2 separate regions of the Homo sapiens genome follow, and region 2 is linked to region 1. The links are chromatin contacts, found by Hi-C or POLR2A ChIA-PET in ENCODE. All regions are on one chromosome and are shown on one strand. The core of a region is the stretch at or near the end of the contact, and the rest is flanking DNA. Distances in the headings are between cores, read along the strand shown.

Region 1 (3,550 bases), core at 774-3,273:
GAAATGATGCGATGCAGACTGGATGGTCTAAGAGCCTCCCTGGACTGAGCGGGACGTGGGCAGGGAAGGAGCCTGGTGGGATGCGACCACCGGGGGCCCCTGGCGGCTCCCTTAGCCCCCCACGCGCAGCCACTTTGGCGCCCTGTCGTTCCAAGTGGCCGGATTTCAACCCTTCAAAGGGAGGATGTTAGAAAGTCTGGCGGCTTCGGGGGGGCCCGCGCGAGGTGGGTGTCGCCACACTTTAGGGTCTCGAGGAGCGGGCTGGGGCCAGACCGGTGGGCGTGGTCAGAAGGCTTCAAACGGGCGAGGCCAGTCTTGCTGGGGGCGTGTGAGGGACCGCGATCCCGCTGGAGAAGTCCCCTGAAAAAGGGCAAGTACGAATGTAGAGAGACTTGGACCAGGAGGTGGCTAGAGGAGCAACTGTGTCAATCACCAGAAGTAACGTTTCTTTTCTTTTCTTTTTTCTTTTTCTTTTTTTTGACGGAGTTTTGCTCTTGTTGCCCAGGCTAGAGTGCAATGGCTCGATCTCGGCTCACCTGCAACCTCCGCCTCCCGGTTTGAAGCAATTCTCCTGCCTCAGCCTTCCGAGTAGCTGGGACTACAGGCACGCGCCACCACGCCTGGCTAATTTTGTATTTTTAGTAGAGATGGGGTTTCTCCATGTTGGTCAGGTTGGTCTCGAACTCCTGACCTCAGGTGATCCACCTGCCTCAGTCTCCCAAAGTGCTGGGATTACAGACGTGAGCCACCGCGCCCGGCTTGTAACTTTTATTTTCAATGAGGGGCATATCAGCTGGAGAAGTGTATGTGTGTGTTTGTGTGTCCTGGTAGGACATTTGGTCGCGTCACTTGGTTTGCAGTGCCATGAGAGATGTGGGGTCCTGCTTGCAGCACTCATGCCCGTTCTCGTCTGTCTTATCAGAACCCATCGGAAGCCCGGAAGATGCTCAGGATTTGCCTTACCTGGTAACTGAGGCCCCATCCTTCCGGGCGACTGAAGCATCAGACTCTAGGAAAATGGGTACTCCTTCTTCCCTAGCAACGGGGATTCCGGCTTTCTTGGTAACAGAGGTCTCAGGCTCCCTGGCAACCAAGGCTCTGCCTGCTGTGGAAACCCAGGCCCCAACTTCCTTAGCAACGAAAGACCCGCCCTCCATGGCAACAGAGGCTCCACCTTGCGTAACAACTGAGGTCCCTTCCATTTTGGCAGCTCACAGCCTGCCCTCCTTGGATGAGGAGCCAGTTACCTTCCCCAAATCGACCCATGTTCCTATCCCAAAATCAGCAGACAAAGTGACAGACAAAACAAAAGTGCCCTCTAGGAGCCCAGAGAACTCTCTGGACCCCAAGATGTCCCTGACAGGGGCAAGGGAACTCCTACCCCATGCCCAGGAGGAGGCTGAGGCTGAGGCTGAGTTGCCTCCTTCCAGTGAGGTCTTGGCCTCAGTTTTTCCAGCCCAGGACAAGCCAGGTGAGCTGCAGGCCACACTGGACCACACGGGGCACACCTCCTCCAAGTCCCTGCCCAATTTCCCCAATACCTCTGCCACCGCTAATGCCACGGGTGGGCGTGCCCTGGCTCTGCAGTCGTCCTTGCCAGGTAAGGCCCATAGCATCTGTCCCACTTTCCTCCTGGCTCTGGAATGTCAGTATCCTGCCCCAGCATAGGTGGTATGAGCATGGTGGGGCATGCACCCTCTGAGTAGGAGCTTCCTCCCTGGCTGCTGCCCCACCTCCTTGCATGGTGGGGTGGGCGGGACATCAGGCACAGCTGTCTCTAGGCTGAGGCAAAGCCTCTTTCTTCCCACAGGTGCAGAGGGCCCTGACAAGCCTAGCGTCGTGTCAGGGCTGAACTCGGGCCCTGGTCATGTGTGGGGCCCTCTCCTGGGACTACTGCTCCTGCCTCCTCTGGTGTTGGCTGGAATCTTCTGAAGGGGATACCACTCAAAGGCAAGGCCTGGTGAGGGGGGCCCTGGCCTCATACCCACCTGGATTGTCTTCCTCCAAGTGAGAGACCACAGCTTCCTGGGCAGGTCCTGCTCTGTGGCCCAGCAGCCCCCCTTCACCCCAACTTCTGGCCAGATTCCAGGCCAGCACTCTTGTCCTCCTGGGAGGCGTCTACAGGGCCAGCCCCTGGCACTGCCCCAGGAGTGCCTTGGCTCTGGGTAGGCCCATCCTTCAGCTGGCTGCAGACTGTTCTGAGCGGTATTTACATGTGCCCACTCTCAGGTTGTCCTGTGGCCATCAGCTTCTCTCCCAGACAGAGGATCTCAGGCTTCCCAGGAACCCCCGGGCCCCTCCCAGTCCCCTGGCCTCTTCCTTGAGCCATCTGAGTCCAGGACTGTTCCCCAGAAGTGCCTCTTGCCTTCTCAGGGTGAAGAGGTCAGCTGTCCTCCTGTCATCTTCCCCACCCTGTCCCCAGCCCCTAAACAAGATACTTCTTGGTTAAGGCCCTCCGGAAGGGAAAGGCTACGGGGCATGTGCCTCATCACACCATCCATCCTGGAGGCACAAGGCCTGGCTGGCTGCGAGCTCAGGAGGCCGCCTGAGGACTGCACACCGGGCCCACACCTCTCCTGCCCCTCCCTCCTGAGTCCTGGGGGTGGGAGGATTTGAGGGAGCTCACTGCCTACCTGGCCTGGGGCTGTCTGCCCACACAGCATGTGCGCTCTCCCTGAGTGCCTGTGTAGCTGGGGATGGGGATTCCTAGGGGCAGATGAAGGACAAGCCCCACTGGAGTGGGGTTCTTTGAGTGGGGGAGGCAGGGACGAGGGAAGGAAAGTAACTCCTGACTCTCCAATAAAAACCTGTCCAACCTGTGGCAACTATTCCTTCTCTTTCTCATCCCCCTCCTCTAAAACACTCCATTTAGTGTCTCCTCTTTGGGACCCACCCTTCATTTCCTTCCTATAACTCTCGCCTCCCCCTAATCACAGGTGGCAGGCAGGAAGGGGAAGAGCCAAAGGAAGGCCAAGGGTGCTGGGCTGACTCCCCCAGCTTCAGGAGTCACCAGTGGGGCCTAGGTAGGTTTGGAGCCCAGGATCAAAGCATGGCATGCGGCCTCTTCACGGGGGCGCTGCTATCCAGGCCTGTCTGGGACACAAGGTCAGAAATGTACATCAGGCAAGGCTCTGCCAGCCCCAGGTGCTTGGAAGAGTCCTAAGAAAGGGATCTGGAGTCCCAGACCCTCCCCAGGGGAGCAAAGCAGGACTGTCCAGAGGTGCTGAGGATCAGGAAAGCACACATATGCTGGGGTAGCAGTGGTGGATGACTGAGGGTGGCTTGGGTGGTAGGGAGGGGCAGAGCAAGTCTCCAGACCACCGCTGGAAGGTGAGCAGTCAAACAGGACACCACCCAAGTCAGGCCAGGGCTGGGAACCGACCTGTAACCAAGGAGGACACTCCCCTCTTTTACTTTCTTTTTTTTTTTTGAGATAGAGTTTTGCTTTGTCGCCCAGGCTGGAGTGAAGTGATCTCGGCTCACTGCAACCTCCGCCCACCGGGTTCAAGCGATTCTCCTGCCTCAGCCTCCCGAGTAGCTGGGATTATAG
Region 2 (3,550 bases), core at 304-2,803, 140 kb after region 1:
TCTCATAAATACAGAATACTAATTTAATCATTCTCTGAACCTCCAGTGCCTAGCTCAGTGCCTGGCAGACAGCAGAACTCAATACACTAGAAAGGAAAGGAAGAGGGAGGAGAGAGAGATTGCACATTTACATGCTGCCTTACCAAGCAAGGTTGAATGAAGACTTGCTGTTTGGGTACATAAGACTCCCAAGGCCCTTTAGGAATTTGAAGGAAGGGGACTCCCTTGCACATACATGCTTAAGTCACACCTGTAAGCTCTGGCGTACAGCCTCCGGACCACATGAAACGCTCGATGTGTCCTGAGTAGTCGTCCACTTTCTCTGTAGCCCACCTGTTTGCTTACTGTCACTCAGGCTGTCACTGAATCTCCTCCCCTCCCTAGTCCCAGGAGAGGTTTTACTAGTCTCTGAAGGCCAATCTAAAACAGTTGTTGCAAAGGCAACGCCAGAGGCCTCCCAGGGTGATGACTATGTTGACAAAGATCACTGGCACCTAAATTCAAGCAGGTCTGTAAAACTCTGTCTTGTTCTTTTTTTTTTTTTTTCTTTTTGATATGGTGTCTCACTCTGTCGCCCAGGCTGGAGTGCAGTGGCGCGATCTCGGCTCACTGCAAGCTCTGCCTCCCGGGTTCACACCATTCTCCTGCCTCAGCCTCCTGAGTAACTGGGACTACAGGCGCCCGCCACTATGCTCAGCTAATTTTTTGGTATTTTTAATAGAGACGGGGTTTCACCGTGTTAGCCAAGATGGTCTCCATCTCCTGACCTCGTGATCCGCCCGCCTCGGCCTCCCAAAGTGCTGGGATTACAGGCGTGAGCCACTGCGCCTGGCCTGTCTCGTTCTTCATGGTCAAGGTGGGCCATGACAATGATAACATGGGTCCTGCCTCTTAAAGTTTATATTGTAGTTTAATTGGTGAGCACACACACGCTTAAATGATGAGCAGCTCTCTGGGTGCCAAATGAAATAGGAAAAAGCAAATGCTCCCAAGGTTTAAGGAAGACCAGGTTGGCATAGCTGAGCTGATGAGAAAAGGTGCTGGAAAGACGGGGGGCTGTTAAGGGATGAAGTAGTTAGAGTACGTGGGAGCTGTGGCAAACCTGCATTCTTCCCTAACCCTTCCAAACCAGGTCAGATCCCGGTAGCATCACCACGGTACCCTTCATATCAAGGCTGAATTTCATTTTGGTGATTATCTGATCCGGTGTCTGCCTCCTCCATTTTACAAAGATCTTGCCATTGTGCCCCAGGACAGCGATAGGTGGGCAGAGGCCAGTGAGGACCAGGTCAGGGCGAGGCTGCTGGGAGGGAGAGGCTGAGCCGATCACAAAGACAGTCTGCAGCTTTCCTCCTCCCCCTCCCCCAGGGAGGAGCAGCTGATGTGTTTCAGGAGTGTTCCAATCCAATTAGTGCCCTCCCTCCCCTCCACGGTGGCCCAAGCCACCACTCCCTTCCCCGAGGTGGAGACTGGGTGGGGAGGGGGTGCTGAGGAGGTCTGAACATCCTGACCCAGCTCCTCGTGGCAGCACAGCTGGCTCGCTGCTACTGAGCTCAAGGCTGCTATGACAGCGCTCGTTTCCAGGCGACTGTTCTGGGGAATGCTCTGTTTTGGCAACCAGAGGGCCCCCGGGTAAGGGGGGCCCGCAGGACGCCGCGTCATTTGCATGGCAACCTCCTCCCTCCCCGAGCTGCGCGCTGCTCTGCGGCAGGCGGGCAGCCTGGCCCGGCCGCCCCGGCCCCTCGCCCTCCGCCCAGGCCCGCCTTGCGGCTCCGGCGCGGCGCTGTCACCGCCTTCTCCACACCGGGAGGCGGAGGCTGCACGCAGAGCTAGGGCATTTCCGGAAAGGCTGGTGCCCTAGGGAAGTGGGGAAATGATGCTTGGGGACAAAACACTGAAATGGGGGAGGGGAAATGAAATAAAATCTTTCCAAGCCAGAGTCAAAGTCACATGGCTTGGTAGCATCAAAATGCATTCTGGATAGCAGGGTTGGCTCACAAAATGTTTATTTAGGTGAACTCACAGCTAAGCCCTAGGAGATACTCAGAAAATTTCTTTTGGATCATTACACTGCATGTGTGTGTGAATTTGGGAATGGGAAAAAATATTTCTTACCTAGGCAAATAAGGCAGTGATATTCTTAGGAAATATTTTCAAATTCTTGCAGGGGGACTTGGTGACATTGTATTTTCTGAATTTGTTGGAAGAAACCGAAAGAGAAAATAAATTCCTGGGAGCCTCCCTTCTCTCCTGCATATACCCACCCCACCCAAACCACACACACCAGCACAAGTCCATGATGCCAACTGGGATACCAGGGCTGTGACATGTGGACCAACATTAACTGCCCAAGGACACATGCCCTGGGCTGGAACCTGAGAGGGGGTTGGGCCGGGGCAGGTCACCCCAGCTGAGCGATCACATTTCCCTGGCAGCTGTCCAAGGGGCAGCTCCCAGCTGCACCTGTTTGTGGGGTGATTTGCTTTTATCAGTATTGACACAGCAGCAGGGCCAGGGAATAGCATAGTAATAAATAAATGAGAGAGGGAAAAAAAATAAAAAAAGGCCGGAGCCACCGAGGCGAGGCAAAAATGCTGAGGTCTTTTTTTGCTTGTATGTCAGCGCATTCAATCCAGTTTCCCCACCCCTGAAATCTCTGAGGATCACAGAGCAGGCTTGGCATGGGAACTCTGGGTCTTAAAGAGATAGAATTGCAGAATCAGAGGCATCTTAAGATCCTTTTGTGCCAGGCGTCCCTAACCAGCAGATCTCAGGGTTACTTGCTACCCTCACCTGCCCCTACTGTTTGTCAGGAACCTCAGCAGGAAGGGAGTTTCTTCCTCTCTCTGCCAACTTTAGCATCAGGGAAGTAGAATAATTCAAGTGGAGGGTCTGGAGTTAGTCAAACCTAGGATCAAATCCTGGCTCTGTCTAGCTGTGTGACTTGGGGTATATTAACTAACTACTCTGAGCCTCGATTCCTCTCCGGAAAAAATGGAGAAAATATCTTTCCTTTTTTGTTTTGTTTTGTTTTGTTTTTTGAGACAGAGTCTCGCTCTGTCGGCCAGGCTGGCATGCAGTGGCATGATCTCAGCTCACTGCAACCTCTGCCTCTCAAGTTCAAGCAATCCTTGTGCCTCAGCCTCCTGAGTAGCTGGGATTACAGGTGTCCGCCACCACACCCGGCTAATTTTTTGTATTTTTAGCTGAGATAGGGTTTCACTATGTGGCGCAATCTCGGCTCCGTGCAACCTCTGCCTCCCGGGTTCAAGCAATTCTCCTGCCTCAGCCTCCCAAGTAGCTGGGATTATAGGCGCCTGCCACCACGCCCAGCTAATTGTTGTATTTTTAGTAGAGGCGGTGTTTTACCATGTTGGCCAGGCTGGTCTCAAACTCCTGACCTCAAGTGATCCGCCCACCTCAGCCTCCCAAAGTGCTGGGCTGCCAGGCATGAGCCACCGCACCCAACCTCCCTCGGCTTTCTTTCCAGGATTGGAAAAAAATGCAGTACAAAACAAAAAGCAAAACAAATCTGTGGAATCTGATCTAT

The links. Hi-C counts contacts between places; a loop is a spot of excess contacts on that map. ChIA-PET counts read pairs that join two places held with the same protein, here RNA polymerase II (POLR2A). Pooled maps may share reads with other maps.
Region 2: a loop to region 1 is called in a pooled map, with 2.3 times the contacts of the local background. The contact joins two enhancer-like sites. A Hi-C loop is called at or near these places in 1 of 50 pooled maps. POLR2A ChIA-PET finds 5 or more read pairs at or near these places in 2 of 52 experiments (activated CD4-positive, alpha-beta T cell and activated T-cell).

What each region holds. Positions count from the first base shown.
Region 1 is chr6:36,962,013-36,965,562 of GRCh38, forward strand. PI16 (peptidase inhibitor 16) reads left to right here. Exons shown (of 7, transcript NM_153370.3): 5 at 923-1,600; 6 at 1,811-1,950; 7 at 2,374-2,825. The coding sequence ends at 1,932. Among named protein-coding and RNA genes, the nearest start is that of PI16, 9.0 kb to the left of the region's middle. RefSeq lists enhancers at 1,008-1,633, 1,634-2,258. Within about 2 kb of position 2,024, at least 8 of the 41 ENCODE cell types and tissues checked have a DNase peak (open chromatin) inside an H3K27ac peak, as active enhancers do.
Region 2 is chr6:37,101,043-37,104,592 of GRCh38, forward strand. No RefSeq gene overlaps it. Among named protein-coding and RNA genes, the nearest start is that of PIM1, 67 kb to the right of the region's middle. RefSeq lists enhancers at 817-1,424, 1,425-2,032, 2,279-2,328 and silencers at 1,511-1,650, 1,661-1,840. Within about 2 kb of position 1,554, at least 38 of the 41 ENCODE cell types and tissues checked have a DNase peak (open chromatin) inside an H3K27ac peak, as active enhancers do.